Regions from separate parts of the Homo sapiens genome. Here all the other regions are linked to region 2. Evidence: read pairs that join two places in POLR2A ChIA-PET (ENCODE). Cell type or tissue: GM12878. All regions are shown on one strand. Each heading gives the region's core, and the rest is flanking DNA. Links, peaks and the distances in the headings are about the cores only. Region 1 has its middle 13 kb from the start of ACTRT3. Region 2 overlaps PRKCI (protein kinase C iota). Region 3 overlaps SKIL (SKI like proto-oncogene).

What was found. ChIA-PET counts read pairs that join two places held together with the same protein. Peaks named below come from ENCODE experiments on the same cell type or tissue, not always from the same donor. Only the 100,000 strongest peaks of a DNase experiment are listed, where the experiment ranks them.
Region 1: POLR2A ChIA-PET joins it to region 2 with 5 read pairs; 2 of 35 experiments call an interaction of 5 or more read pairs at or near these places.
Region 3: POLR2A ChIA-PET joins it to region 2 with 5 read pairs; 3 of 35 experiments call an interaction of 5 or more read pairs at or near these places.

What each region holds. Positions count from the first base shown.
Region 1 is chr3:169,751,419-169,762,225 of GRCh38, reverse strand. No RefSeq gene overlaps it. Among named protein-coding and RNA genes, the nearest start is that of ACTRT3, 13 kb to the left of the region's middle. In GM12878, for the core only: no CTCF peak of the experiment used is centred there; no DNase peak of the experiment used is centred there.
Region 2 is chr3:170,252,244-170,263,050 of GRCh38, reverse strand. It overlaps PRKCI (protein kinase C iota), which reads right to left. Exons shown (of 18, transcript NM_002740.6): 3 at 2,993-3,082. Among named protein-coding and RNA genes, the nearest start is that of PRKCI, 35 kb to the right of the region's middle. In GM12878, for the core only: no CTCF peak of the experiment used is centred there; DNase peaks (open chromatin) are centred at 4,200 and 5,750; H3K4me3 peaks cover 354 bases; H3K27ac peaks cover 1,674 bases.
Region 3 is chr3:170,360,801-170,371,607 of GRCh38, reverse strand. It overlaps SKIL (SKI like proto-oncogene), which reads right to left. Exons shown (of 7, transcript NM_005414.5): 2 at 10,179-10,807. Among named protein-coding and RNA genes, the nearest start is that of SKIL, 8.5 kb to the right of the region's middle. RefSeq lists an enhancer at 9,301-9,801. In GM12878, for the core only: no CTCF peak of the experiment used is centred there; no DNase peak of the experiment used is centred there; H3K27ac peaks cover 1,030 bases.

The sequences.
Region 1 (10,807 bases), core at 1,904-9,903, 500 kb after region 2:
AATCGATACATAATCTTGTGTGTGTTTCTGTTAAAGACATCCTAAAGTATGTTGTTGATTCATTAGCACTGAACTCATATTCAACAACACTATCACTTAAGCCTGAATGAAGGCTAACACAAGTATTTTTTTTCTGTAAGACACATCACAGCTTTCTTGTGCTTAGGAACGCTAGACAGCACTTAAGCACTATGATTGGGGGTCATTTTAAACAGCACAGTCACCAACTAAAAGCATACAAATGTGAAAAACTTGCCATTAAATAGACCAGAAATAGGACACTTGTTTATAGTGTCCTTTTTGGACTACAAAGGCAAAAGAGAACCTATGTGTTGGGGAAATCAAACTTTTCAGGGCTCTGCACATGCCCATGAATGACTATGAAAGCACTGCAGGTATTGCTTTTGAGATTATAAACAATTTCGGTGACTAGGTGAATCCACAAATACAGAATCTATGAATATTGAGGGTTGACTGTACTTCAAGGTCTATGTGACAGCTGTATCTGAGAGAGACTACAGATGTCCACATGGTTCCTGAGGTACTTAGGGCTTGTTTCATGCCTTTTATATTATTTAAACCAGTGATTCTCAAAGGGGTATAGTGAGAGAAAGGGTATATGAAGTTTGCAAATGACGATACTTGTTCTCTTTATTTTGTTACTTAGGTTGTATTTCACATGAAGGATGTGAGAATTTTATGCGTATGAAGGAAGCATTAGCTTTAAAAATACTGAGAAACATGCTTTTTCTTTTGTCCTTCAGAATGAGGGGCTTCCTTTGTAAGGTCTGGAGTTGGTTATGGGTTTTGACTCTGAGGATGACATTGAGTTTTAATTCAGCTTGTCCTGGTTCTGCAGTCAAAAATTCCATGTTAGCCTGGCTCGAGACTTAAGAGACAAATAGATGGCACAGGCACAAGCGTGTGTACACATGCACCCACCGTCATACAAAGTGTAAGGGAGGAGTGGTTTTAAATAAGATGAGAATGAAGTGACAAAAGGTAACTGTCATTCCTTCATGTTCATTCTTTTAAGGTAATAATATGTGATGGAAGTAAAAACAGCGAAAATACCCAAGAATTAGCCCAGGATATGCAAATTTAAATGTCTGCAGTGGACAGAAAGGAAACAAAGAAGTGAATCACACTGGGAATAAGAAAATGGAGACTATAGAGATGGTAGGGAGAATGAGCTTCCCTTTTTAAGGAGGCAGCAATCTTACAGAAATTGAGCCTAAAATTGTCAGTATTGCAAGAGAAGACAAAAATTCAGATTTTTATGTCAACACCACTGATTATAGAATGTTGGTAGCTAAATTGAAATAAAATTTAAATATTATATAAGTGCATGGTAAAGAATTTGGATGGCTTTTGTTCCTGAACCCTGGGAAGTAGCCTCTAAACCCTTGGAATTCACCAAGAATGGTGGGAGTGTCTTTTCTTGGTAGGCCTCTTGGACTAGACCCAATAGTTTACACTAACGAGATGACTCATGACTGGGGGTTGGTCAGCCATGTGATTAGAGTGTTGGGGCTTTGGGCCCCATGATACTAGCCCGACCTCTTGAGAGACTTGGAGCCACATGTCTGAGCCTTATGACTAGTGATTCATCCAATCATGCCTGTAATGAAGCCCCAATAAAAACTCTGGACACACTGAAGCTTGGATGAACGTCCGTGGTTGGCAGTACTCAGTGTGCTAGGAGGAAAATGTGTCCCTGAGGACATGAGGAGAGGGACAATGGAACCTTCTTTCTGGGACCCTCCCAGACCTCACTCTATGTGTCTCTCCCTTTGGCTGGTTTTGATTTGAATCCTTTTGCTATAATAAAACCATAATAATAACTATAATAAACATCCTTTTGCTATGATAAAACTGTAATAAAACCGAAATAACACTTTCCTGAGTTCTCTAAGTCATTCTACTGAATTATGAAACTTGAAGGGGTAGTGGGAACCCCTAAATTTGTAGGCAGCTTGTCAGATGTAAGGATGGCCTGGGGACCTCCTAGCTTAGGTTGTTGATAGCTGAAGTCATTGCAATGCACCAATAAAAAAACGTTTTGAGATAAAATCTGGTCTATTATAGGCTATTAATTTGCGACCTTTGGCCTAGGCAAATTTAAGCATTCCTGAGTGCTTTCTCTAGAAGGGTGAGGGTTTGGACCATCCTACCAGTTTGAGGCCTACCCAAAATAAATGTATTTGAGAGGAGTTTACACTGGTGGTATCTGTTATAGGTTTCTGGGAATATCACTAAAGAGAAGTTTCAAAATTAAATTTTAATAATATTCTGAAAATAGTAGTGCTAATCCTTCACGTATAGGGGTTAGGGTATTTCTTCCAGTGGTTCTGCCTGAGGGGTGGGCCTGTTTTTCAGTGTCCATTCTGTCAGTCGTTATGGGATGTGAAGAGGGTTCCAAGGGTTCCACCATCACTAGGTGGAAATGAGGCAACTTTTCCCATATTTTTCCTTTACTCTGGTTTGTATCTCCCCTCCTAGGTAGGTATCAAAGTATATATGGTCTTCATTTGTGTTGCCTCAAATTCTCATTTCTTCCTTGATATAAAAAGGAAACAGGAAGACATTGAAATAAGGATATTATTGTGGTCCTGTACTTTTACCCTGTTCTAACCTAGCTGAGGGAATCTAGCATAAGTCACCCAACTTTACATTCCACATGTGTCAACCGGATGTACTAAGACTTCCCTTGAAGGGTGGTTGTGGGGAGAATATATGAGTAATATATATGACAGCAACTGGTATTATTAATGAGAGGAGAAGTCTGTCTTACTCTTTACTTTGCAAGTAATGATTTTACAGCGCTCTGATGGGTATGTTGTAGTTACTCTGGCAGGAAGTGGTTTTGACTTGGGTATATAGTTAAGAGATATATGGAGAAGGGTGGAAGTGCTAATGGTTTGTGAATTTTTAAAATAACACCAATTATGAACTTGATGCACACCTGCAGCTAGAATCTTTCTCTAGATGATGTTTGACTATCATTTTTTTTTTTTTTTTTGTCTTGGGGCTCTAGGTTTTCACTTTGGTGATATTTATGTGTGTACTATGGCTGTCTATATAAGTGTTAAAAGGCATAATTATAGTTATTAAAAACAATTTAAGGAAAACAGAAAAATGCAATAATGAAGAAATACAAATACTGACTTTTTTGTATGATCAATGAGGATATTATAACTAAAATGAAAAACATTATACATATCAGTTGCAAAAACAGTTACATTCCCCACAATCTTTTTAAAAAATGCGAGTAGTTTGCTAAAGTGAACTGGGTGACTTATTTTCAACCTTGGAAGAAAAACTCAATTAAAGCTACATTTGAACTGTAATGGCACCAAGGAGTTCAACTTGACCTCATATGCCAGATTATAATCATCTTTCAAGTGTACAAACAAGGAAGCATAGTTATCAAAGAATGAGAAATACGTTTGTTCAAAGACCATTTACTGCTTTAACAAGAGGTGAAAGCTTGCCAGAAATATATAAACACCTACCCCAGTGCTATTCATAGGCTTAACATGTTCAAAGACTTGGGGGCGGAGGGGGGGCAATTTAAAAATATCTTTGAAGTTGTGGGTATTCATCATCATATCTAATAATGCTTACTTTCTAGAGCCCCTCTCCAAGGAGGGCAAAGCAATTTATCTGACTTATTTTCATGACATCCTTGTGAGATAAGGCAACCACCATTATCTCCCTTCTGCAAATGGAGAAACTGAAACGTTGGGAGGTAAAATCACTTGAAGAAGGTCAGTAGCAGGCCTAAGAATGTAAATACACGCATTTTAGCTTTTAACTGCTATTTTACTTTACAGAAAACTAAACAAACAAAAAATAATTTTAAAAAAATCACATACTTTTTCATTCTCTTTTTAAGTTAAAGAATAATTACTCATCTATCAACTTTTCCTTGGTAAGGAAAACAGTTTAAATGGCTTTTCACAATAACTGGAATCTTATTATACTGGAATGAATGAACCACTTGCAAAGTTGTGATGTTCATTTAACAAACACTAAATACCTAGTCTGCAACATGTTGTATTGTTCAGGGTGTTGAGACTTCAAAGGTGAAACATATATTCCTCATCTTTAAAGGTCTTCCTGGAGAGAGAGATTCTATAAGCAAATTATATGGTGCAGTCTCATGTTATTTAAATTTACTAAATTCATCATTTTATCCCCCAAATCTATTTTTTCTTCCCTTTCCCCTTCCCGTAAATGCTACTGCTACACCCAGGAGCTAAAACCAGTCTTCTGGGCACCACTGCTGATGTCTCATTTTCCCCGCACCCTGCCGTGTCCTCTGGTCTATTTTTTTTTTTTTTGAGATTGGGTCTTGCTCTGTTTCCCAGGCTGGAGTGCAGTGGTGTGACATAGCTCACTGCAGCCCTGAGGCTGAGGTGCGAGGGTCACTTGAGCCCAGGAGTTAGCACAGAGGCAAATGCTAAGTAATCTAATTAATAATGCTTTCTAATTTTTTCAGTTACAAAATTAATGTGACAATATCATAAAAAAAGGTGAGAAATAGAGGGACTACAGATGTGCACCGCCAGCCTAATTTTTAAAATAATTTTTTTGAGAGTCAGGAGCTTGCTATATTGCCCAGGCTGGTCTTGAACTCTTGGCCTCAAGTGATCCTCCCACTTTGGCTTCATTTCTACTACCTTAATCTAGTTCACTATCTTTTTTTTTTTTTTTTTTTTTTTTTGGAGAGAGAGTCTTGTTCTGTTGCCCAGGCTGGAGTGCAATGGTGTGATTTTGGCTTACTGCAACCTCCACCTCCCAGGTTCAAGTGATTCTCCTGCCTCAGCCTCCCAAGGAACTGGGATTACAGGCACGTGCCACAACGCCCAGCAATTTTTGTATTTTTAGTAGAGATGGGGTTTCACCACGTTGGCCAGGCTGGTCTTGAACTCCTGACCTCAGGTGATCCACCTGCCTTGGCCTCCCAAAGTGCTGGGATTACAGGTGTTAGCCACTGCCCCAGCCCAGTTCACCATCTTCTACAAAGACCTGACAGGTCTTTCTACTTCTTATCTTGCCTCACACCCATTACCAATTCATTCTTCACAACGGAACTAGAGTGATCTTATTAAAAGGCTAACTGAGCCATGTTTTTTCTCTTCACAACACTTTAGTGACTTCATGTTGCACTTGGAATAAAATCCAAAATTCTTATCAAGGCTTTGTATAATCTGGCCCCCTGCTTACCCCTCTGTGTCCCCACCCAAATCTCAACTTGAATTGTATCGCCCAGAATTCCTATGTGTTTTGGGAGAGACCCAGGGGGAGGTAATTGAATCATGTGGGCCAGTCTTTCCCATGCTATTCTCGTGATAGTGAATAAGTCTCACGAGATCTGATGGGTTTATCAGGGGTTTCCACTTTTGCTTCTTCTCTCATTTTCTCTTGCTGCCGCCATGTAAGAAGTGACTTTTGCCTCCCACCATGATTCTGAGTCATCCACAGCCAGGTGGAACTGTAAGTCCAATAAAATCCCTTTTTCTTCCCAGTCTCGGGTATGTCTTTACCAGCAGTGTGAAAACAAACTAATACACCCTCTTCTTTTCTTGCACTGTGCTTCAGCCACACCAGCCTCCTTTGTACCAAACTCTCATCCTGGGTTCTCTGCTTAAATTGCACTTGTAGTTCCTGGCCCCTTCTCTCCTCCTCAAGTCTTAACTTAGATATCACCTCCTCAGAATCCTCTCTGACCCCCTTTTGAAGCAGGTTACCCCTCCTCTTATGATCTTCTGTTGATTACCTTTATAACATGTTTTCCTAATTTGCAATAAATTATTTGCTTATCTGTGTTCTTCACTGGGTTATAAGGATAGGGGCAGAACCCAAGTCATTGAGTTCATTGACAGATCCCAGGTGCCTAGTACATAACAGGTGCTCAATAATTGTTTGTTGAATGCATGATGGAGTGCTGTTGGGGCAGAGAACAGACCAGCTAATTGTAACTATGATTTCACCAGCACAGAGGCAAATGCTAAGTAGATATCTGTAATTAATAGTGCTTTCTAATGTTTTTCAGTTACAAAATTAAAATTTAGGTCATTATTTGGTACATTTCTTTCCAGTCTCTCTTTGTACCTGATGTATATATTTTATACCTGTCTCTTTTTATACCTGATATATATATTTTAGACAATTATATGTCAAATTCTGCTTTTTTATTTAGTAATAAATTATAAATATTATTCCATGTTATTACAGAGCCTTCAGAACCATTATTTAATATTGTTGCCTAATGTTCCATTTAATGGATGTATCATAATCTATGTAACACTTCACCTACAGATGAATATTTAACTTGTTTTCAATTTTTTTACTGCTATCGTGAATAACTATGCACAAATTTTTTTATGTTTTTAGATTGTTCCTTTACTTAATTACTAAGGGTGCATCACTAACCCAAAGGGTAGTATTTTGTTTGAAGGAGAATTGTCCAGACTTGTATAGAACCTCTGGGTAATCTACCTATGTTACTTTCTCTTCTGGAATTTCCCAAAATAGAATTTATCTTGATCACTATGTATATCTGGTTGTCAACAGGACTAGATCTGGCCACAGCTGCAAACCTTGAGTAGCTATGCAGATTGAATCATTCAATCGTTTCCAGAGTCCTTCTACTACTAAAATAAAGGACACATTATATCTTCTCTGTCTTATCTTTCCTCATCTTCTTTCCTGCCTTGCTTTCCCTGCCAAAAGTTTTGATAAAGCAGGAGGTAAAGATGGCAGGGAGAGAGATAATGGCTAAAAACACAGAATCTGTTTCTCAGAGTTGTGTGTGTGTGTGTGTAGTATTAAGTCACGGGGGTCAAGGGTATCAATGCAGAGGCTGAATACATACATAGTGGTGCCTCTCCTGCATCACACCCTCCTCCTGCATTCAGTTGCAGCCATGCATCATAGGTAGGATGGATTGACTCTTGCCTGTATCCAAGGATGGTTCTAATCCCCTCTCTTGCCATCATGATTGGTTCTGGGATGGCTTCATCAGAACAAAGTGCTGAACTTCAGTTTAATGGCTGAGTGAAGTAAGAGTTTTCTCCCCTTTAATGGGAATGAAGACGTTAGTAACTAGTGTTGCTCCTATCAGTCACTTGCAACTAAGAGGGAGGCCAGTTTGAGGACAGAGTCAACTCACAAAGAAGGGCAAAGCCCAGGGAAACACAGAGAAAGAGAGGTGGAGCTCTGCCTTTGGACTTTCCAAAATGTGTGAGCTTGCCCTGCCTTTCGACTTTTCAAATACATGAGCTGATGAATCACCTTGATTGTTTTAGCCAGTTAGCGTCAGGGGTTTTGTTGCTTCACTCAAAAGTACCTTAACTGATGCAGGAAAATTGGCATGACTGCTATATGATTGCTATCTTACCAAATAATTGTATTGTGGCACTGTCCTAGAAGAGAGGTTAGCGTGGTTTCTGTCCTAGAAGGAAATGTTCTCTACAACACAGGAGGCATGCCTCAGAGACTTCTGGGACCAGCTCTTCTCCCAATTTGTACCCCTCTTCCCTGGATACAATGACAGATGGCATTGTAAAGACAGGACATGCAGCTTTCAGAGGCTATATTTGCAAGTAAATTTTCTCCTATTTGAGACCCTTTGCAACTACCAAATACCATGGACATGGTTTGTGATTATTTGTAATATTAAATAGGAAAGGCACAGGGGCTGTCATTCTGGGGCAGAACAAATCTTGTTTACAGCCCTGTGCTATTCGGGGATGTAGGCCCCAAAACTAGGAAGCTGGGGGCCAGGCGCAGTGGCTCACGCCTATAATCCTAGCACTTTGGGAGGCCGAGGTGGGTAGATTACTTGAGGTCAGGAGTTCGAGACCAGCCTGGCCAACATGGTGAAACCCTGTTTCTACTAAAAATACAAAAAAATTAGCCAGGCATGGTGGCACATGCATGTAGTCCCAGCTGCTTGGGAGGCTGAGGCAGGAGAATCGCTTGAACCCAGGAGGTGGGGGTTGCAGTGAGGCAATTACACCACACTGCACTCTGGCCTGGGCAACAGAGAGAGACTTTGTCTCAAAAAAAAAAAGGAAATTGGGACACAGAGCGTGCTCGGAATATTTATTCTCAGAGGTGAAAGACTTTTTCTTTTTTGTGTATGTGTCCAATGTGTAGCTTTTCAATAATGAGATATACAATAATAAAAACTCACAGTTCTCTCACCTTTCTCCATCTTCCACTCCCACTTTTCCTTTTCTCAGTAGAAGCTCTCACCTTATTTGGTTGCTTGTTTATTACAGACAGATTCATGTGATTGATGTATAACTGATAGGAGAATATCTATCTAGTTAAATATTTGTCTTAAAGTTAATCTTTAAAAAGTGACTGTTAAAAAGATAATTAAGTAAATGTTATTTGATAGCTGTCCAAAGTGTCATTCCTGTTATGGAATAAATCTTTCTTTGGTATTCATTGCAACAACCTGACTATAGCAAAAATAGCACTGCTGTTGATAATCCTTCTGAGTGTTTGACTTCCACATTCAAAGGTCTCCTCTCTCTATCAGACAGAATGGTGTTCCTTAACCAGAAAGATTGGGCTGGGCTCAGTGGCTCATGCCTGTAATCCCAGCACTTTGGGAGACTGAGGCAGGTGGATCACCTGAGGTCAGGAGTTCAAGACCAGCCTGACCAACATGGTGAAACCCCGTCTCTACTAAAAATACAAAAAAAAAACAAAAAAAACAAAAACCAAAAAAACACACACACACAAAATTGGCTGGGCATGGTGGCACAAGCTTGTAATCTCAGCTACTCAGGAGGCTGAGGCAGGAGAATCACTTGAATCCAGGAGGTGGAGGTTGCAGTGAGCCGAGATTGCGCCATTGCACTCCAGCCTGGGCAACTCCATCTGAAAAAAAAAAAAAAAAAAGAAAAGAAAGAAAGAAAGATTGTTTTACCTGTTCATTAGTGTAATTTTCTCTGGTGCAAGATATGGAATTAAAACAGGGTTATACAGATAGCAAGTATCAAAGGAGAAGAATGGAGGAAATGGTTTGAATTCACCAGTTCTCTCGACTTTTCTCCACTCGTTCTTACCTTTTTCCTGGTGTTAACTCTGACCTTTTTTGGTTGTTCAACCTTCATCTCAGAGATTCTGTTGCTGATTTTTTAAATAGAGGACAAAGATCCAGCTATAGTATTCTCAATTTTGTAGTATTTATGCCACTATTTTCCAAAAGTATTCTGCATGGTATTTGTTTATTTTTTCATCTGCTTATTCATGTATCCATTCATCCAATAAAGAATTACTGTTTTATTAAAAGAATATGCAATAGTTACCAATATTAAAGGTTTTAAAATTCAGAAATATAATGCCACAGTTAACAAAGTATTAATTATTTAAATGAGGACTTAATACATTAGAATGCCATCACTAGTAAAATATAAGTATTTAGGTGTTAAAACTGAATATTAGAATTTTTGAACTATATAAACTCAACATTAATGCTTTGAAAGAGTTATTATTAAGCAACAGATATTGCAGAACAGACTTCAGACATAGCTCTCTAAAAAGTTCTTGCTAAGCTGTAACAAAATGTTGCTTCTTTTGCTATCTATATACAGCTGCTTGCTTTAAATTAGTAGATTCTGAAACAGCTTTCCTTGCATGTCTAAAATAAAAGTATTGCGTGTAAAAAAAAAAAAGAATTACTGAGCTCCTGCTAAGTGCCAACATTATGCCAGGTGCTGGGAATGCCAGGCACCAGGGCAACTAAACTTCAATATCCCCGAAGTTTGGCAGTAAACTAGAAGACAGACAGTGCGAAGTAAACTAGTAAATATATAATTCCAGAGTGTGAAGGAAATGAACAGGGTTTTACGCCATAGCACAATGGGCAGGGGAGAAGGACTTAAATAGTATTTTCAAAAATTCCAGTTTGGACAATACATTATATAGTCATCCTGTCTATTGGTAAGAGTAGTTTTGGTGGACTGGGGAGGCAGAAAGCCAGAACGCAGTAGATTGAGAATTGAGGTGTAGGAATTAACGGAGAGATGGTAGATACAGATAGTTCTTTAGTTTATGAAGGAGAGGAGAGAAATAGGAGAGTTAGCTGACAGGGTAATGAGTTGAGTAATGCTTTGAATAACCATGTTTATGTGCTGATAGGAAGGGATCTGAAGAACAAAAAAGGTTGATGACTGGAACTGGAGAAAGGTTTCTAGGAAGGCAGTACAGCAGAAGAGGGATTTTCCATAGAAAAGAAAAGAGCAAAAGGGAAGGAAATGGGCCATCAGATACAGGTCAGTTTAAAGATTTCATGGTAGGGAGTTAAGGGGGTTCATATCTTATGGCTTCTTTTTTCTCTGAAGTTAGAGCCTGGGTCATGTGCAAGGGTTTCTTTATTCTTCTAACACTCAAACTACCTTTATTGATTGTTTTAAGGTGATTGTCTTATTTTATTAGTACAAAACACTGTATTATAGCTACTATTACTGAATTTTATATAGGATAAATTGAGGGTAAGCAAGATCTGTGACACAGTCCCTTAAGCAATGTTACCTCTGTCCTTGCAACCTTCCTGATCCATTTTATTTATCAAACTTCTCTCTTTTTCACTCTTTAGTTGTAGAGTGGGAAGGGATAAGACACAGCCATTCTTCCACTGCACTGAAATTAGAGTTTTAGCTTGAGTATCTGACCTGATTCCTCCTTTGGAAGCCCTCCCATAGTTTTAGTTATAATGCTGTGTTTTCTAATTTAAAAACCAACTCTTGGTCGGGCATGTTGGCTCACGCCTGTAATCCCA
Region 2 (10,807 bases), core at 996-8,995:
ACTACAGGCACGCGCCACCATGCCCGGCTAATTTTTGTATTTTTAGTAGAGACGGGGTTTCACCGTGTTAGCCAGGATGGTCTCGATCTCCTGACCTCATGATCCGCCTGTCTCGGCCTCCCAAAGTGCTGGGATTACAGGCGTGAGTCACCGCGCCCGGCCACAAAAGAAGGTTTTATTTGCCTTGCTTTGTTGATGTTAAAAAAAAAAAAAAAAAAGAAAGAAAGAAAAAAGTTCTTATGAAAACAAACATGTCTATAAACAATGCATTAGGCTGGGCACGTTGGCTTACGCCTCTAATCTCAGCACTCTGGGAGGCCAAGGTGGGTGGATGACTTGAGGTCAGGGGATGCCAGCCTGGCCAACATGGTAAAACTCTGTCTCTACCAAAAAATACAAAAAAAATTAGCCTGGCATGGTGATGTGCCTGTAATCCCAGCTCCCTAGGAGGCTGAGGCCCGGGAATCACTTGAACCTGGGAGGCGAAGGTTGCAGTAAGCTGAGATCATGCCACTGCACTCCAGCCCAGGTGACAGAATGAGACACCATCTCAGAAACAAAAACAAAAACAAAACAAAACAAAAAAACCAATGCATCAGAAGCTCAAATGACTAATTCCAGTCCCTGTTACATCATGAATTATTTTCTTATCCTTAAAGAAATCATTAACTAATATCGCCTTAAATCCTTGGTATAGTAGGACAAGTTTGTCACAATGAAGGATGAAAATTAAATTACAAAAATGTATACAAATATGGAACATAAAATATTGGTTTTTAAAAGATGTATACTAAACTTAGGAATAAATTAACACCAGAAACAGTACCAAAATCAAAAATGTAAATTTACATTAGAAACTTTAAATGTATATACTAATTAAAACCATTTTTATAACAAGGTAGAATATAAAGCAACAATGTATTTATGAATATCTAGTCAGCTATTCTTAGTCTGTGATGTACTAAAGGACACAGTTTAATAAAGAGCACAGACTATAGGAAGCACAGTTCCTAATGCATATTTTTAAAAGCTGAAACGTAAGCTAGCTTCTGAAAACATCTGTGATGTAGTATTAAAAGGCAATAAGACTTAAAACTGACTGTTTAATACCATTCATCAATCACTTCTTTATGCATTCATTGTAATTTTATTCTGGAAAGAGATGACAAAAAAAATAGACTCTTAAAGCTCTTTTAGAATCTCAACAAAGTACATTATGGATCCCTTGTGAGTCACTATGTCAAATTCTGGAGGTAGAAAAAAATCAGGTCAGGCGTAGTGGCTGACGCCTGTAATCCCAGAACTTTGGGAGGCCAAGGCAGGCAGATCACCTGAGGTCAGGAGTTCGAGACCAGCCTGGCCAACATGGTGAAACCCCATCTCTACTAAAAATACAAAAATTAGCTGGGCATGGTGGTAGGCGCCTGTAATCCCAAGTACTTTGGAGGCTGAGGCATGAGAATCACTTGAACACAGGAGGCCAAGGTTGCAGTGAGTTGAGACTGTGCCACTGCCCTCTAGCCTGGGCAACAGAGTGAAACTGTGTCTCAAATAAAATATAAAATCAAACCACTGTTTTTTTTTTTTTTTTAAAAAAAAAACACTGTAAAGGAAAATACAAAGAAATAATAATAAGGCACTGAAATGATTCATTATACTTAAGGAAAGATTTACATTCGTTTCACTTTTTTAGAAGATTCCTAAGTCTGGTCTCATAGCTCTCAAAAATGTTCAACGAAATACTGTCAATATATTGCAATTAAATGCAGTATATTAAGAGGTTCTTGGCTGGGCATGGTGGTTCACACCTCTAATCCCAGCACTTTGGGAGGCCCAGGTGGTAGGACTCTTTGAGCACAGGAGTTTGAGACCAGCCTGGGCATCATAGTGATATCCGATCTATACAAAAAAAAAAAAAAAAAATTAGCCAGTCATAGTGGTGCGGCAGTGCCTGTGGTCTCAGTTACTCAGGAGGCTGAGGTGGGAGGATCGCTTGAACCTGGGAAGTCAAGGCTGCAGTGAGCTATGACTGCACCAATGCACTCCAGCCTGGGCAACAGAGCGAGAGAAACTGCCTCAAAAAAACAAACAAAAAAAAAGTTTTACATGACTTTTGATGGTTAGCATAGTTGAATGAAACACAAATTTGGAATCAGAATTCCTAGATTCACAATCCAGGTCTACAACGTGCCAGTTACAATGATAACTGAGTTTAGGTTACTTCTTCTATGCCACTTCCTACATCTCAAGGTTGCTGAGGTATAAACATATTAATGTCTCTAAAGCATCATGTAAATGGGCCTGGTGCAGTGGCTCATGCCTGTAATCTCAGTGCTTTGGGAGACCAAGGCAGGCGGATCTCTTGAGGCCAGGAGTTCGAGACCAGCCTGGCCAACATGGTGAAACCCTGTCTCTACTACAAATATAAAAATTAGCCAGCCATGGTGGTGCACACCTGTAATCCCAGCTACTTGGGAGGCTGAGATGCTTGAACCCAGGAGGCAGAGGTTGCAGTGGGCCGAGATCATACCACTGTACTCCAACCTGGGTGACAGAGTGAGACTGTCTCAAAAATAAAGGAATCATGTAAATAGTTTCACTATTAACCTTTAAGCAAAAGAAAGGATATTTAAGATACCTTACCTTTGGAGGTCATTATTTGTATACATAACAAAATTTCAAGTAGATGACTTAGATTCCCCAGGCTCTCAATTTTTAAGTTCTATCATAAATTTGCTGTGATACACTGAGATATCACATTTTAATATCCAACAAGACATACAGAGACCACAAAATTCCCCAGACTATAAGCAGCAGATTAATTTTACCTTCTGTAGCACGTGAGAAACTACTAAATAACGACAATTACTTAGGCATGAGTCACAGAGATTGAGAAAATGACATTAAGATTATGTTTCAAAATGGTGAAGAATAAAGAGTGATTTCAAAGAAATTATCAGTCTGGACGAGTATGAAATGACTACTCTCTTACCATGAATCAAGAGTTCAGAATCCTTGTTTAGCTCATAAAGTCTAAAGGCTTCTTCTAACTCCAACTGAGATGATACTGTACACGGGTCTCCTAAAAAACACAAAAGTAAAGTAAAGGTCACTTTAAAACCCCTAAATGTGATGATTACTAAACAAATTTCATAATGTAAATTTTTAGAAAAAATAATCTCATATTTATAAACAAATATATGACAAGGACAAATATTTATTTACTTATTATTATTATTATTTGGAGACAGAGTTTTGCTCTTGCCACCCAGGCTGGAGTGCAGTGGCATGATCCTGGCTCACTGCAACCTCTGCCTCCCAGGTTCAAGCGATTCTCCTGCCTCAGCTTCCCGAGTAGCTGGGATTACAGGTGTGTGCCACCACACCCAGCTAATTTTTGTATTAGTAGAGACAGGGTTTCACCATGTTGTCCAGGCTGGTCTTGAACTCCTGACCTCAGGTGATCCGCCTGCCTCGGCCTCCCAAAGTGCTGGGATTATAGGCGTGAAGCACCGTGCCTGGCCTAAGGACAAATATTTAGATATTTATTTAGACAATTCAATTTTCTGAAGTAGGTAACATATAACTTCCATTTCTATTTGCATAAAAATACCACATGAGGTTCACAGACACCAATGTATATAGATATAAAATTTTGTTCTTTGGTTTTCTTTTTTGGTGAGACAGGGTCTCACTCTGTCACTCAAGGCTGAATGCAGTGACATGATCACGGCTCACTACAGCCTCGACCTCCTGGGCTCAAGCAATCCTCCCGCCTGGGCCTCCCAAAGTGCTGGAATTATGGGCATGAGCCACCACACCTGGCCATTTTGTTCTTAACATTGTATATATCCCAAATACAGCAAACAGAATCTATTCCTGACCACATTTTTTTTCTTTTTTTTTGAGATGGAGTTTGGCTCTTGTTGCCCAGGCTGGAGTGCAATGGTGTTATCTTGGCCCACTGCAACCTCCGCCTCCTGGGTTCAAGCGATTCTCCTGCCTCAGCCTTCCAAATAGCTGGGACTACAGAAGTGCACCACCATGCCTGGCTACTGACCACAGTTTAAATTGTCACTGCTATGTGTCTAATGGGAAAGTCTAAAGAGGAGGCTTTCTGTTACCTGTTTCTTTAAAAGAGGAAGTGAAAGTAGTTCCATTGCCACAATACGATTAGTTAGAAGTCTCCATGTAATCATTTTATCAAATTTTTCCTTTCACATGACAGAGCCTCCTCAAAGGAGTCACAGAAATGAAAAGCTACAAAAGTACTGAAGAACAGTTGCACTTGAGCTGCTGTGAAATATAAATGAACAGTTTTAGTAACAGACACACAGAAGTGATGGAAAAAACACCTCCCTTACCCAACTAGCCAGACAACTGAGTCATCCCTGGCGATCAATGAGGTGGCACATCTGCCTGGACTATGGCATTCCTCAGTGAAAAAGTCATTCAGGCCAGGTGTGGTGGCCTGTAATCCCAACAGTTTGCGAGGCCGAGGCAGGCGGGTTGAGGTCAGGAGTTCGAGACCAGCCTGGCCAACATGATGAAAGCCCATCTCCACTAAAAATACAAAAATTAGCCAGGCACAGTGGTGTGTGCCTGCAGTCCCAGCTACTCGGGAGGCTAAGGCAGAAGAATCGCTTGAACCTAGGAAGCAGAGGGTGTAGTGAGTCAAGATTGTGCTACTGAACTCCACCCTGGGCAACAAAGCAAGACTGTCTCAAAAAAAAAAGAAGTCATTTAAAGCCTAGTTTGGACCTGAGCGAGTGAAAGTGAGTCCTTCACTCTGCCATTGATTTGCTAATTCCCATAGTTACTACACACTAGATGCCACCAACCCTATCCAAACCTCAATCACCAGCATACAGCTTGGTCTGCTAATTGAGAAAGAAAAACAAAGTCATTTTTTCCTGGCTACTCAAAGAAAAGAGTGCCTCTCCTTTTTTTTCTCCCACTTGACCACTGCATCCCTACTTCCTTTTATCTTCTCTGAGCTCCTCTGTTCCATTTTTTTCTTTCCTTCTATTTCCTAGCTCTTCTCAGGCAAAGGCGTTTCTGAGTCTCCCTCTCAAAAACCTCTTTCAGGCCAGGTGCAGTGGCTCACACCTGGAATCCCGGCACTTTGGGAGGCCAAGGTGGGTGGATCGCCTGAGGTCAGGAGTTTGAGACCAGCCTGGCCAACATGGTGAAACCCCGTCTCTACGAAAACACAAAAATTAGCTGGGCGTGGTGGCACGTGCCTGTTGTCCCAGCTACTCAGGAGGCTAAGGCAGGCGAATCGCTTGAACCTGGGAGGCGGAGGTTGCAGCGAACCGAGATCACACCATTGCACTCCAGCCTGGGCAACAAGAGCGAGACTTTGTCTCAAAAAAAAAAAAAAAAAAATTCTCTTTCCCATTCAGATTGACACTCCATTCATTCAGTAGCCACAAATCTCAAGAGTAAAACTAGAGACTAAAACTGGAGGAAACAGGTGAGAAGATGAGAAAGGAAAAGGGGCAGGGTTTTTTTTCACTTCATACTTCTCTTTAATATTTTAAAAATCATAAGTTTGTAATCTTTTATAATGAAACAACTTTTTTTCACATAGTGATCATATCCTTTCTCCATGTTCTTACCTTCCACACATTTCTCAAAATGCTGCTGCCAGGTTTTAGCCCAAACACTCCACCAAAACTGCGGTTGCAAAGGTCATGAAACCAGCTGCTGAAACCTATGACATCTTTTCAGTCCTTATTCTAGGTGATCTCTCTTGCAGTCCCTGACAAAGTTGCCCACTATTAAGAAATCCTGTGTCTCGGTTTCTAAAACACTATTCTCTAGGTTCACCACCTGTTCTTTTTAACTGTTTAATCTGGAAAATTTGAAACATATTTCAAAATGTTGTTTTCCCCTATATACCCACCCACTTATTCTCTACCATGGCAGCATTCTAAGAAAATCTCTATAACTCTAGATAAAAACTCCTTAGTATAATCCAAATATTGTTACTAACCTACAAAAACTAACAAGTATCTTCTCTGACCACAATGGAACAAAACTAGAAATCAGTAACAAGATGGACTTTGGGAACTACAAAAACACATGAAAGTTAACAATATGCCCCTTATTAAGCAGGGGGTCAATACAAAATTAAGAAAAAAATTGAAAAATTTCTTGAAAAAAATGAAAATAGAAACACAACTACTACCAAAACCAATGGGATACAGTGAAAGCAGTACTAAGAGGTGAGTTTATAGCAAGCAATAAGTGCCCACATCAAAAAAAGGAGAAAGGCGCTAAATGAACAAACTAATGATGCATCTTAAAGAACAAGAAAAGCGAGAGCAAACCAAACACAAAATTAGTAGAAGAAAAGAAGTAATAAAGATCGGGGCAGAAATGAATGAAATTGAAACAAAACACACAAAAGATCAACAAAATGTAAACTTGATTTTTTTGAAAAGACAAATAGTATCAACAAACCTTTAACCGGACTAAAAATAAAAGATACAAGACCCAAAGAAATCAAATCACAGATGAAAAAGGAGACAATACAACTAATACTGCAGAAACTCAAAGGATCATTAGAGGCTACGATGAGCAACTATATGCCAACAAATCAGAAAGCCTAGAAGAAATGGATAAATTCCTAGACACATACAACCTACCAAGATTGAACCATGAAGAAATCCAAAGCCTGACTAGAGTACTAACAAGTAATGAGATCGAAGCCATAATAAAAAGTCTCTCAGCAAAGAAAAGCCCAGGATCCAATGGCTTCAGTGCCATTTAAAGAAAAACTAATACCAATCCTACTCAAAATATTCCAAAATATGGAGGAGGAGGGAATAGTTTCAAACTCATTCTAAGACCCAGTAATACTCATCAGTATTACTAAAACCAGACAAATATGTCAAAAAGAGAGAAAACTACAGGTCAATATCTCTGATGAACATTGATGCAAAAATCCTCAACAAAACACTAGCAAACTGAATTCAACAACACATTAAAAAGATCATTCATCATGACCAACTGGAATTTGTTCCAGGGATGCAAGGATGGTTCAACACATGCAAATCAATCAACGTGATATATCACATGATAGAACAGAATAAAACATGATACAACAGAATAAAGGACAAAAATCATACTATCATTTCAATTGATGCTAAAAAAAGCATTTGGTAAAATTCAACATCCCTTCATGACAAAAATCCAAAAAAAACTGGGGATAGAAGGAACATACCTCAACACGATAAAAGCCATATAAGACAGACCCACACCTAGTATCATACTGAATGGGAGAAAATTGAAAGTCTTTCTCTAAGATTTGGAACAAGACAAGGATGCCCACTTTCACCACTATTATTCAACATAGTAATGGAAGTCCAAGCTAGAGCAATGAGACAAGAGAAAGAAATAAAGGGCATCCAAATTAGAAAAGAAGAAGTCAAATTATCCTTGTTTGCAGATGATATCATCTTATATATTTGGAAAAACCTAAAGACTCCACAAAAAAACTATTAGAACAGATAAACTAATTCAGTAAAGTCGAAGGATATGAAATCACCACACAAAAATCAGTAGCATTTCTATATGCCACAGCAAATAATCTGAAAAAGTAATCAAAAAAGTAATTCCATTTACAGTAACTGCAAATAAAAAAATACCTATGAATAAGTATCACAAAAGAAGTGAAAGATCTCAGCCAGGCGCGGTGGCTCACACCTGTAATCCCTGCACTTTGGGAGGCCGAGGTGGGAGGATCACCTGAGGTCAGGAGTTCGAGACCAGCCTGACTAACATGGAGAAACCTCGTCTCCACTAAAAATACAAAATTAGCCAGGCATGGTGGTGCATCCCTGTAATCCCAGCTACTCGGGAGACTGAGGCAGGAGAACCACTTGAACCCGGGAGGTGGAGGTTGCAGTGAGCTGAGATCGTGCCATTGCACTCCAGCCTGGGCAACAAAAGTGAAACTCTGTCTCAAAAAAAAAAAAAAAAAAAAAAGTGAAAGATCTCTTTCTTTACAATGAAAATCATAAAATACTGATACAAGAAACTGAAGAAGACATACACATTAAAAAAAAAAAAGGAAAGATATTCCATGTTCATGGATTGGAAGAATCAATACTGTTAAAATGTCCATACTACTGAAAGCAATCTACAGATTCAGTGTAATCCCTATCAAAATACCAATAACATTCTTCACAGAAATAGAAAAAAATCATTGTAAATTTATATGGAACCACAAAAGACCCAGAATGGCCAAAGCTAGCCTGAACAAAAAGAACAAAACTGGAGGGATCACATTCTATGCCTTTAAATTATACTACAAACTGTAGTAACCAAAGCAGGATGGTGCTGGCATAAAAACAGACACATAAACCGATGGAACAGAAGAGAGAACCCAGAAATAAATCCATACATCTAGAGTGAACTCATTTTTTACAAAGGTGCCAAGAACATAACACTGGGGAAAAGACAGCCTTCAATAAATAAGACTGTCAATAAATAGTGCTGGGAAAACAAGATATCCACATGCAGAAGAATGAATGAAACTAGACCCCTATTTCTCGCCATATACAAAAATCAAATCAAAATGAATTAAAGACTTAAATCCAAAACCTCAAACTATGCAACTACTAAAAGAAAAAACTGTGGAAACTCTCCATGACACTGGTCCAGGCAAGTAATTCTTGAGTAGCACCCCGCAATCACAGGTAATCAAAGCAAAAATAGGTAAGTGGGATCACATCAACTTAGGTTTCTGCAAAACAAAGCAATCAAAAAAATGAAGAGACAACCCACAGAATGGGAGAAAATATTTGCACACTATGCATCTGACAAAGGATTAATAACCAGAATAGACAAGGAGTTCAAACAACTCAATAGGAAAAAAAAAACCTAATAATCTGATTAAATAATGGGCAAAAGATATGAATAGACATTTTTCCTTTTTTTTTTTTGGAAACGGATCTTGCTCTGTCACCCAGGCTGGAGTGCAGTGGCGTAATCTTGGCTCACTGCAACCTCTGCCTCCTGGGTTCAAGTAGTTCTACTGCCTCGGCCTCCCAAGTAGCTGGGATTGCAGGCACGTGCCACCATGCCCAGCTAATTTTTGTAGTTTTAGTAGAGACAGGGTTTCACCATGTTGGCCTGGCTGGTCTGGAACTCCTGACCTCAAGTGATCCGCCCGCCTCGGCCTCCCAAAGTGGTGGGATTACAAGCGTGAGACACCATCCCTAGCCCTGAATAGACATTTTTTTTTATTTTAGATGGAGTCTTGCTCTGTCGCCCAGGCTGGAGTGCAGTGGCACGATCTCGGCTCACTGCAAGCTCTGCCTCCCAGGTTCATGCCATTCTCTTGCCTCAGCCTCCTGAGTAGCTGGGACTATAGGCACCTGCCACCACGCCCGGCTAATTTTTTGGATTTTTAGTAGAGACGGGGTTTCACCATGTTAGCCAGGATGGTCTCGATTTCCTGACCTCAAGATCTGCCCACCTCAACCTCCCAAAGTGCTGGGATTACAGGCGTGAGCCACTGTGCCCGGCTCCTGAACAGACATTTTTAAAAGGAGACATACAAACGGCAAACAGGTATATGAAAGGGTGTTCAACATCATTGATCATCAGGGAACTGCAAATCAAAACTACATCAAGATATCATCTCATTCCAGTTAAAATGGTTTTTATCCAAAAGAGAGGCAATAACAAATGCTGGAAAGGATATGCAGAAAAGGGAACCCTCACATGCTGTTGGTGGGAATGTACTTTAGTACAGTCACTATGGAGAACAGTATAGAGATTTCTCAGAAAACTAAACACACACCTACCATATGATCCAGAAATCCCACCACTAGATATACACCCAAAAGAAAGGAAATCAGTATATTGAAGAGATATGTACACTCCCATATTTATTGCAGCACTATTCACAATAGCCATGATTTGGAAGCAACTTAAGTGTCTAGCAATACAATGGGAGTACTATTCAGCCACAAAAAAGAATGAGATCCTGTCACTTGCAACAACATGGATGAAACTGGAAGACATTGTGTCAAGTGAAATAAGCCAGATACAGAAAGACAAACCTTATGTTCTCACTCATTTGTGGAAGCTAAAAATTAAAACAGTTGAACTCATGGAGATAGAGAGTAGAATGATAGCTACCAGAAGCTGGGAACGATAGTGGTGGAGAGTGGGTACAAAACTATACTCACACAGAATGAGTAAGATCTAGTATTTGGTTCAAGACCACCCCGGGCAACACAGTGAGACCTCCATCTCTACAAAAAATTTTAAAAAACAGCCAGGAATGGTGGCTCAAGCCTGTAGTCTCAGTAGGCTGAGGCAGGAGGACTGCTTGAGCATGGGAGGTCAAGGCTGCAGTGAGCTGTGATCATGCTACTATACTCCAGCCTGAGCAAGAGTGAGACACTGTCTCAGAAAAAAAAAAAGGTTAGAAAAAGTAAAAAAGAAAAAAAAGATCTAGTACTTGATAGCACAACAGGGTAATTACAGTCAACAAAATTTATTGTATATTTAAAAATAACTAAAAGAGTATAATTGGAATATTTGTAACACAAATAAATGATAAATGCTTGAGGTGATGAATATCCCATTTACGCAACATGATTATGCACTGTATGCCTGCATCAAAATAGCTCATGTACCCCATAAACACATACACCTACTATGTATCCATTAAAATTAAAGTAAAAAATTAACAAAAAAAAGTCTGCCCATTTAAAATTTGGCCAAGTATTTCCAACTGTCCTCCAAAAGAGTTATGACACATACATTCATTCAACCAACAGGG
Region 3 (10,807 bases), core at 1,166-9,165, 110 kb before region 2:
AATTGCAGTTAGAAAAACACTGCTCTAAATGAACTGTCTTAAAATTGGTCCAAAAGTATTATTCCAGTAACTACTCCTTTTGTTTTTCTTTTTCTTTTTTTGAGACAGAGTCTCACTCTGTTGCCCAGGCTGGAGTGCAGTAGCACGATCTCCGCTCATTGCAACCTCCGATTCCTGGATTCAAGCAATTCTCCTGCCTCAGCCTCCCAAGTAGCTCTAATTACAGGCGTGTGCCACCATGCCCAGCTATTTTTTTTATTATTATTTTTAGTAGAGATGGGGTTTCACCATGTTGGCCAGGCTGGTCTCGAACTCCTGACCTCAAATCATCTGTCTGCCTTGGCCTCCCAAAGTGCTGGGATTACAGGCGTTAGCCACCGCACCAGGCCTACTACTCCTTTATTAATACTTATGCACTCTAGAAATGCTTTTGCACAAACACAGTTACAATTACATACGCAAATGAATAAATTCCAGAGGCAGTTATCACATGGTGCAATTATGAGGAAATTGTGTTTTCTTCTTTGTACTTTTTTAGTATTTACTACAATGGGCCTATATTGTTTTCATAATCACACAAAAAAATTTAACATAGACTATAAAAAGCATAGAAGTCTTAAATCATTTTTATTAAGTTTTGTTTTGTCTTGTTTTTTTTGAGAAAAACAGGGTCTTGCTCTGTTGCCCAAGCTTGGAGTGCAGAGGTGCCATCACAGCTCACTGCGGTCTCAACCTCCCCAACTCAAGCGATACTCCCATCTCAGCCCCACAAGTAGTTGGGACTACAGGCATGCCCCACCAAGCCCAGCTAATTGTTTTTTTCAATCTTTTGTAAAGACAGGGTCAAACTATGTTACCCAAACTTTTAGTAAGTTTCTTAAGCTTTTTAATTCCTTGTTCCCATAAAAAATGCAAAATATGTACTTTTAATGCCATTTGAAATCTCAGAATAAATTCAACATCACAAATAAAAACGAAATGCTGGTTTGTTTTAAAACTAAACCTGTTTCCCTCTTCGAGAATCACTGGTAACTTTATAGGGCCACTTAGACTTCACTGTTATCCAAACCTTTATTAGGCATCTACCACATTCTAGATTCGAAGACTGTAAGATATAAGAAGACTGTAAGACTATAAGATGAACTCCTGCTCGGGGGGGGGGGGGGGGCTCTCTCTCTCTCTCTCTGTATATATACATATATATGTATATATAGAAATATTACATATTTCTATGATCCACTCTTAAGTCTAGAAGTCATGAAATCAAAAGGACTCAAACTAATTTTATATCTTTCCTATTCATTCTTTCTGCCTAATATAATGAGTTAGTGATTGAAGCAAACCACATTTTATTTTATTTTATTTTTTTGAGACGGAGTCTCACTCTGTCTCCCAGGCTGGAGTGCAGTGGCGCGATCTCGGCTCACTGCAAGCTCCGCCTCCCGGGTTTACGCCATTCTCCTGCCTCAGCCTCCCGAGTAGCTGGGACTACAGGCGCCTGCCACCGCGCCCGGCTAATTTTTTGTATTTTTAGTAGAGACGGGGTTTCACCATGTTAGCCAGGATGGTCTCGATCTCCTGACCTCATGATCCGCCCGTCTCAGCCTCCCAAAAGTGCTGGGACTACAGGCGTGAGCCACCGCGCGCAGCCGGAAGCAAATCACATCTTACAACAAGATGCATTGTTTATATATTCTTTTGCTTTCTAGAGTCTAATAAAATCCTTATTTTATGTAATATGAATCCCAGTAGAATAAAATTCTATATGTGAACAAAATACAGATTCAAGCTATTACCAAAGCTATTCTCAAACAAGTTCTACCCCTTTACTAGGAACAAACTGAATTCTAGCTCGACAATCACTTTCCACTCCCAGAATTCTAAAGGGATTAAAATTAGCCCAATTCGCTGGGTGCGGTGGCTCACGCCTGTAATCCCAGCACTTTGGGAGGCTGAGACAGGCAGATCACCTGAGGTACGGAGTTCGAGATCAGCCTGACCAATATGGTGAAACCACATCTCTACAAAAAATACAAAAATTAGCCAGCTATGGTGGCACATGACTGTAATTCCAGCTACTAGGGAGGCTGAGGCATGAGAATCACTTGAACCCAGGAGGCGGAGGTTGCAGTGAGCCGAGATTGCCTTATTGCACTCCAGCCTGAGCTACAAGAGCAAAACTCCTTATCAAAAAAAAAATTAGCCCAATTCTTGATTACTTCTTTGGTTTCCCAGTGGCATAATTGATAACATATGCACTGCTACGAGAAAACTACTGGCTGACTATGATGATCCAGGCCTACTCTGAAAACACGGCCATCTCTTTTTTGTTTTTCTTCTTTAAAGTTTCTAAGTTTTTTCCCATTTCTCAAACAAAAAGGATAAATTTCTAACTTTCAAAAATCATATGCTAACAATTCTATTTTTTAATAATAAAAATAAAGAGGCTCTATTTCCTAAACCACAGGGGGCACTATTTGCAAAGCCACTCTACAGATTTCAAAAAAAAAAAAAAAAAAAAAAAATGCCAGGGATAGGGAGGGTCCACATATCCTGTTATTAACAGAATGAGCTCCAAAAACTTGATTACTCTGAAGTTATTATAAAAGTCGTTTTGTAAAAAATGAGAAAGGCACTAAACAAAACCTTATCCAATCTAAGCAGGTCTGTATTGGTCTCCATCATTCAAAACCCCAATGTGGTATCAACCGAATAAATGGAATGGGCACTATCTCCAATCAATGTATCTTTTTGGGTAACAAGTCGAAAATAATGAAATAATTCAGAAAATGCTTCTATAATAAAAAAACTGTTTCACACTTTCTTCTTGCACACTTCATTTTAGTAAGCAAATATCCAACTACTGTAATTACTGTGTAAAAAAAACTATAAATGAGATACATTTGAACCCAACATTCAGTTATCTTGTTTGTCTCAGAAATATAATTCTAGATAAGAAAATGAGGAAAGGAGGACTCCTCAAATACATAATATTTCAATAGTAGTTTGAAATACCATCCTACATTTCTGCAGTAAAGGCTCTTAACTTCCAAAATGCTCATTCTCTTGTTTGATGAATTATATTAACAGTTTATGTGCAAATTGTATCTGTTTAAAGGTTAAGCCATCTTTAAAAGAAAATCCAAATATTCTAAAATATAGTTTAGTGTTATTTTTCAAAAATCTATTCAGTTAAAAAAAGAAAAATTTAATTGAGTGCCTTTGACATGCCAGGCTTTGAACTCGGTTCCAAAAAAATAGAAAAAATACTCTGTAAACTAGTGGGAACAGTTACTAATTTTAGAAAGTTAGACAAAAGTATTCATAATGGTCCCTCATATGAGCACAAATACTTCATCTGACTCTCAACTTATCCCCACTTGATCAAAAATTTTGCTAATTGCAAAATATAATCTGTATCACTGGGGTAGCAAATCACCATCAAATCCACCACAATTATTACTAGATCACATTCTGTCCCAACACAACTCTTTGTAGTTGCCCATTCTACTGTTCCTTATCTCAATTAGGTTTATACTGACAAATACGCTGCCTAATACAAGTATAATTAAAAGCTTGCAAGAGGGGAGAAATATTTTGTACTATTATTACTCCAATGATCTCTACAGAAATGAAGAAGTGAAACGAAAATGCAAAATTAAACTCTCAAACGGCTAATACGCTTTCAGGGAAAAAAAATTTTTTAAGTTGCTATCTTTAGGTCATCTGTTTGTATCATAAGTAATCTATAGAGATTTTTCCCCCCTAAGTAGATTAAAAACTAAAATATTTTACTTACCTAAGAGTAGTCCAGTCTAAATGTTAAAAGTTTAAATTTTAGCCAGGCACGGTGGCTCACGCCTGTAATCCCAGCACTTTGGGAGACTGAGGCTGGTGGATTGCCTGAGATCAGGAGTTCGAGACCAGCCTGGCCAACATAGTGAAACCCCCATCTCTACTAAAAATACAAAAAATTAGCTGGGTGTGGTGGCAGGCACCTGTAATCCCAGCTACTAGGGACACTGAGGCAGGAGAATTGCTTGAACCTGGGAGGCGGAAGTTGCAGTGAGCCAAGATTGCGCCATTGCACTCCAGCCTGGGCAACAAGGGCGAAACTCCATCTCAATTTAAAAAAAAAAAAAAAGGGTATATATAGTTCTTAACTTAGTAAAGTGGAGACTGTCAGCCACATGCTACAATAGGGAAGAATCGGCCAGGCGCAGTGGCTCACGCCTGTAATCCTAGCACTTTGGGAGGATGACGACGTCAGGAGATCGAGACCATCCTGGCTAACACGGTGAAACCCCGTCTCTACTAAAAAAATAGAAAAAATTAGCCAGGCGTGGTGATGGGTACCTGTAGTCCCAGCTACTCAGGGGGCTGAGGCAGGAGAATGGCGTGAACCTGGGAGGTGGAGTTTGCAGTGAGCTGACATCGCGCCACTGCACTCCAGCCTGGTCAACAGAGCGAGACTCTCGTCTCAAAAAAAACAAACAAACAAACAAAAAAAGTGAAGAATCACCTACAACAAATGACCACTTCCAATATGTTTGAAAATAATCTTAAGTAAACATTACTCTTCAAATTTTATTTACAAATGATTAATTTGCCTGTTGATCTTTTTTTCATACAAACGTAATATTCAACAAAATTAGAATTAGATCAAATTTATTTTAATTTTCTATTTTTGTTTACATATATTTGATCTACTTCTGATTTTGCTGAATATCCACTGAAGATGTGAAAAAGAATCAGGAATGTGATGTTTGCATGTATTTATACAGTTTAAAGTAAAATAATGATTATTCCAATAAAAAACACAAAAAGCTCGTATCAGGTAAGTAACTTGACAACATTCTGTAGAACAACATAGGCAGATCTAAAATCAAGTATGTGTGTGTGTGTGTGTGTCTGTGTGTGTGTGTGTGTGTGTGTTTTGAGACAGAGTTTCACTCTGTCACCCAGGATGAAGGGCAGTGTGAACTCGGCTCACTGAAACCTCCACCTCCTGGGTTCAAGCCTGCCTCAGCCTCCCAAGTAGCTGGGATTACAGGCGTGTGTCACCATCCCCTGCTAACTTTTGTATTTTCAGTAGAGATGGCGTTTCACCATATTGGCCAGGCTGGTCCCGAACCCCTGACCTCAGGTGATCCACCCAACTCAGCCTCCCAAAGTGCTGGGATTACAGGCATGAGCCACCGCGCCTGGCCTAAAATCAAGTATATTTCTTATGGCGACTTGAGTAAGAAAGAGTTATTAGCTATATTTAATTAAGTTGTCTCATTTCAAATTATTTATAATTTACAAGATACTACAACTTATTAACATTAAAATGTATTAATATATTACATATTTTATAATTGTAAAATAATTAAGTTGTTTCATTTCGAACAACTTACTGAGTTTCAGGACTTTTTTTAATCCAAAAGCAATACTTTGATTACATAAACTATATACGCATGTCAAATCATGTCAGTATTCACACCAAACATCAGGTCCTTTACATAACACGTTAATATATTTAGTACAGTCTTAAAAAAAAAAAAAAAAAAGGCCAGGCGCAATGGCTCATGCCTGTAATCCCAGCACTTTGGGAGGCCGAGGCAGGTGGATCATCTGAGGTCAGGAGTTCAAGATCAGCCTGGCCAGCATGGTGAAACCCCGTCTGGACTAAAAATAAAAAAATTAGCTGGGTATGGTGGCAGACGCCTGTAATTGCAGCTACTTGGGAGGCTGAGGCAGGAGAATCGCTTGAATCCAGGAGGCGGAGGTTGCAGTGAGCCAAGATCGCGCCATTGCACTCCAGCCTGGGCGCAAGAGCGAAACTCCATCTCAAAAAAAAAAAAAAAAAAAAAGCCTAGTTTGACTTTTTAAAATGAGCTCCCTCTGGGTCAATTTGGCTTGTTTGGCAACCAACTCAATGACTCACAGAAGAAAATAAAAACTGTTCCTCAGTCAAGGACTATCTCATTCTCAGTTAAATACCTTAGTATTTAAATTTATATGCAGGTTAAAACAGAGTTTGAGAACCATCATAGAGGCTGAATATCCCTTATCAGAAATGCTTGGGACCAAAAGTATTTTGAATTTCTGATTTTTTCAGATTCTGGAATATGTGCACGATATGGCAGTTGAGCATCCCAAATCCAAAAATCAAAATCTGAAATACTCCAATGAGCATTTCCTGTGAGTGCCATGTCAGCATTCAAAAAGTTTTGGCCTTTAGAGCATTTCAGATTTTGGATTTGGGATGCTCAACCTGTACTAAGGTAAATTGATAAGAAAAGTTAATGTTTCTCAAAATTCAGTTTCTGCTACTAACATGTGCTTCAGGGGCAAATAGTGAAAAATTACTAAACTTCGAGTTAGAAGCCCTGTATTCAACTCCTGATTCTGGTTATACAACCAGGAGCATGTGACTCATCTAAGAGGTGGAAATATTGTCATTCACCTTCCTCACAGACCCTAAAAAATAAGTGTACTTCACAATGTTCTGAGTACGTTTTTAAAACGTGAAGTGGTAAGCATAATAAAACAACCACTCAAGTACGTATTAAATATGAACCAAAGAAAAGAATCTTTCTTAAAGTATGGGTGTTTGAAATTTTCTTAAATTCCTTTAAATTTCTCAAATTCACATAAAATTACAAGCAATATCAAAATACACCACAAACACTAATTCAAATACTGCAAAATATAACACAGCAAAAAGATCAGAAAGAAACTCACACCTTCCTAAAATCGAAAATGTATTCAAATCAGTGAATTCTGGGACAAAAAGGGATTACATCCCAGACGAAGGATGGTTTCAGTGTTAACCAAACCTCAGCACATTGTTTCAGTTAAGTAAATTAATCCATCATCTTTTTTTTTTTAAACCTTTATCATGGTTCTCAGATGTTTTTCACATAAACACAGAGCAAGAATATTAGGAAAAGTAGTTTATCCAAAATACACTTATGTCAGACTAATAATTAGACTGGGGCGGGCCAGGCGCCATGGCTCATGCCTGTAATCCCAGCAATTGAGAGGACGAGGAGGTCGGATCACCTCAGGTCAGGAGTTAAGACCAGCCGGCTAGGCTGTAAAATCCCATCTCTACTAAAAATACAAAAAACAAGCTAGGCATGGTGGTGGGCACCTGTAACCCCGGCTACTTGGGAGGCTGAGACAGGAGAATCACTTGAATCTGGGAGGTGGAGATTGCAGTGAACTGAGATCGCGCCATTGTACTCCAGCCTGGGCAATAAGAGCGAAACTCTGTCTCAAAAAAAAAAAAAAAAAAAAAAAAAAAAAGACGGGAGCAACAATATCTGGCAAATGTGGCCTCCAACAGACATGTAAGAGTAGACCACCACTGGGCATGGTGGCTCACGCCTGTAATCCTAGCATTTTGGGAGGCAGAGACAGGCGCATTGCCTGAGCTCAGGAGTTCGAGGCCAGCCTGGGCAACATGGTGAAACCCCCTCTCTACTAAAATACAAAAGAAATTAGCTGGGCATGGCGGTGGGCGCCTGAAGTCCCAGCTACTCGGAAGACTGAGGCAGGAGAATTGCTTGAACCCAGGAGGCAGAGGTTGCAGTGAGCCGAGATCGTGCCACTGCACTCCAGCCTCGGCGACAGAGCAAGACTTGTCTCTACAAAAAAAAAAGTACAGCACCTAATTAGCTTGGGGGCAAGATATCACAAATATCAAAAGGGGCATTCCACATTTTGAAATATAATCTCTGAGCACAAACTTCAGCACGGGACAAGTCCAACTGTAAGCAAGTTCTACACTGAGCACTGGCTTGAAGTCAATCCTGATTTAAAATTAGTTAATAGGCCGAGAGCAGTGGCTCACACCTGTAATCCCAGCACTTTGAGAAGCCAAGGCGGGTGGATCACCCGAGGTCAGGAGTTTGAGACCAGCCTAGCTAACATGGCGAAACCAGTCTCTGCTAAAAATAACAAAAATTAAAGGGTGTGGTGGCTGATGCCTGTAATCCCAGTGACTCAGGAGGCTGAGGCAGGAGAATCACTTGAACCCAGGAGGCGGAGGCTGCAATCTGCCAAGATCGCGCCACTGAGCTCTAGCCTGGGCAACAGGAGCGAAACTCTGTCTCAAAAAAAAAAAAATCAGTTAATAACTACACCTGAAGAATATAAACTTATCTAGCAGCCACTGGCAAGAAATTTCAAAGTGCTGGTCTTCTGGAAGCAGCAAGCAGCAAACTACCATAAATGAGTCTAAAATTATTATCTTCATTAGGCTTAACCAATGTCTTAAACTACACTGTTAACTAAATTTCCCTCAAAACCTTAAAGGCACCAGAATAAAGCTCAGGATCCCAAGTCTTAAGGACTAGTCCAAGCTCTAACTTTGCTGTGAATAAACCTTCAGTCAGTCATTTAATATGCTTTATTCATTTCTTCTGTAAAATAGAAATGGGCAAGGATATTTCAAGGAATCAAAACTAATAGTGGAAAAATTCAAAGTTCCTAAATGAAACACAGCCAACCTCTTGTTAAGAATTAAATAAAATTATATATGTAAAACTGCTCAAGAATAATGTTTGCCACATTTTAAACACTTAGTGTTAGGAACTGTTATTACACATTAATTTTAGTCAAATAGGAAAAAATATAAAACAACCCGATCAAGAAACTAAATATTTAATAATCCCAATCTTGTCCATTACCTCGGCATTCAAAACCTTGGAATGAAAATAATAGTTTAGCCTACTAGATAATGCAGCAGGAAAAATAAAATTATGATACCTTGGCTGATAGGTGGTTGTGTTTTTTTTTTTTGAAATGGAGTCTTACTCTGACGCCCAGGATGGACTGTGGTGGCGTGATCTCGGCTTACTGCAACCTCCGCTTCCCAGGTTCAAGCGATTCTCCTGGCTCAGCCTCCCAAGTAGCTGGGACTACAAACACACACCACCATGCCTGGCTAATTTTTGTATTTTTAGTAGAGATGGGGTTTTACCATGTTGGCCAGGCTGGTCTCAAACTCCTGACCTGAAGTGATCTGCCCACCTGGGCCTCCCAAAGTGCTGGGATTGTGAGCCATTCATTGCTCCCACCTGTTGATAGGTTGTTTGTTTGTTTTGTTTTGTTTTTTGATGGAGTTTCCCTCGACGCCTACGCTGGAGCGCAATGGCACAATCTCGGCTCACTACAACCTCCGCCTCCGGGGTTCAAGCGATTCTCCTGCCTCAGCTCCTGAGTAGCTGGGATTACAAGTGTGCGACACCACATCCGTCTAATTTTTGTATTTTTAGTAGAGATGGGATTTCACCATGTTGGCCAGGCTGGTCTCAAACTCCTGACCTCAGGTGATCCACCTACTTCAGCCCCCCAAAGTGTTGGGATTACAGGTGTGAGCCACTGAGCCCGGCAGGTTTTTATATTAATATTTTATTAGTTTAAAATAACTTTTCCTTACTCTAGCTGTCATTTTTTTTGTTATTCCTTTCAAATCACAAATTCTTCAGATACATGTCTTTTCCATTTGTTTCAAATATTGAGCAAGCCTGAATATCCAAACATAGAAACATCAGAAATCATAGGTGTATCTCTGAAAAATGCTGTTTTGAGCCCACGGGAATTGTGGCCATTGTACCATTTGCAAATGGAGATAACACCAAAGCGCAAATTATCGAGTCCTAGAAAAACAACAGATGTAGTGGTCAAGAAGCAAGATGTGTGCCAAAGAGGATAAGAAAAAGAAGCCCTGGCTGGACACAGGGGCTCAAGGATGTAATCCCAGCCCTTTGGGAGGCCAAGGTGGGCGGATCACGCGGTCAGGAGTTCAAGACCAGCCTGGCCAACATGCTGAAACCTGGCCTCTACTAAAAGCACAAAAAAAAAAAAAAAAGAAGCCCTAACTCCTCCACTCCCTGGCTACATAATTTTGGGAAAGTCATTTTATCTCTCTGAGCTTCATTCACTTTATCTGTAAAACGGAATAATAGTCTTACTTCTCTCACAGGATGTTTGGAAAGTCAAATGAGGAAACATACTGCAAAGCACTTTATGGCCTAAAAACTGCAATACAAATATATCAATCGGTATTTTGTTGTTGTTGCATGAGCAATGTTCAACATACAGGTTAAGTTACACACTAAACATAGAATTTTCATTTCAAAGTAAACCATTACCATTATTAAAAATTGATATAAAAAACTTGCCTTGGATTGATTTCTCTTTCCACTTCTCATGCTAAACTTCTCCTTCATTTCTTCTAAAATTATCTTCAGTTTCTTTTCTTCAGGTGTTCCTAAGTATTTTTGGTTCACATGAAGATAGCAATGCCATTTAGCTGATTCAAAGCCCCAGTGGCAAGTTCTTTTGTCAGGTGATCTGTGAGAATGCATCACAAACGTCTGGGGTGCAAACATTCCACAACACTCCAGACATTGAATACACGGAGCATCAGGCTGAACATAAAACTGGGGTGCAAATAAACCCTGACATTTGCCTAGGCATTCATGCTCCACTTCAAAGGCACTGCCAGTTTCCTTTAACTGGGCCAATGAGCTTTTAGCAGGAAGTACGCTACCATTTTGAGGAAAAGTTCGTGGCCGCAATAAAGCATTACATAATCTTTGTGCATCAGTTAATGTAATCAGCCCACAGGATGGGGCATTGAATGGAAGTATGCCCAGTACCTTTAAGATATGAAGCTGGTCTGAAGTACACCTTGAACAATATATGTACAGTTCATCACACACTGTATTTATTTGCTGGAGTGTAAATTCTCGGAGAACAGAATTTAAGACTTGGGGCAAACAGAGTCTCTTTTCTCCTCCAACTTGAA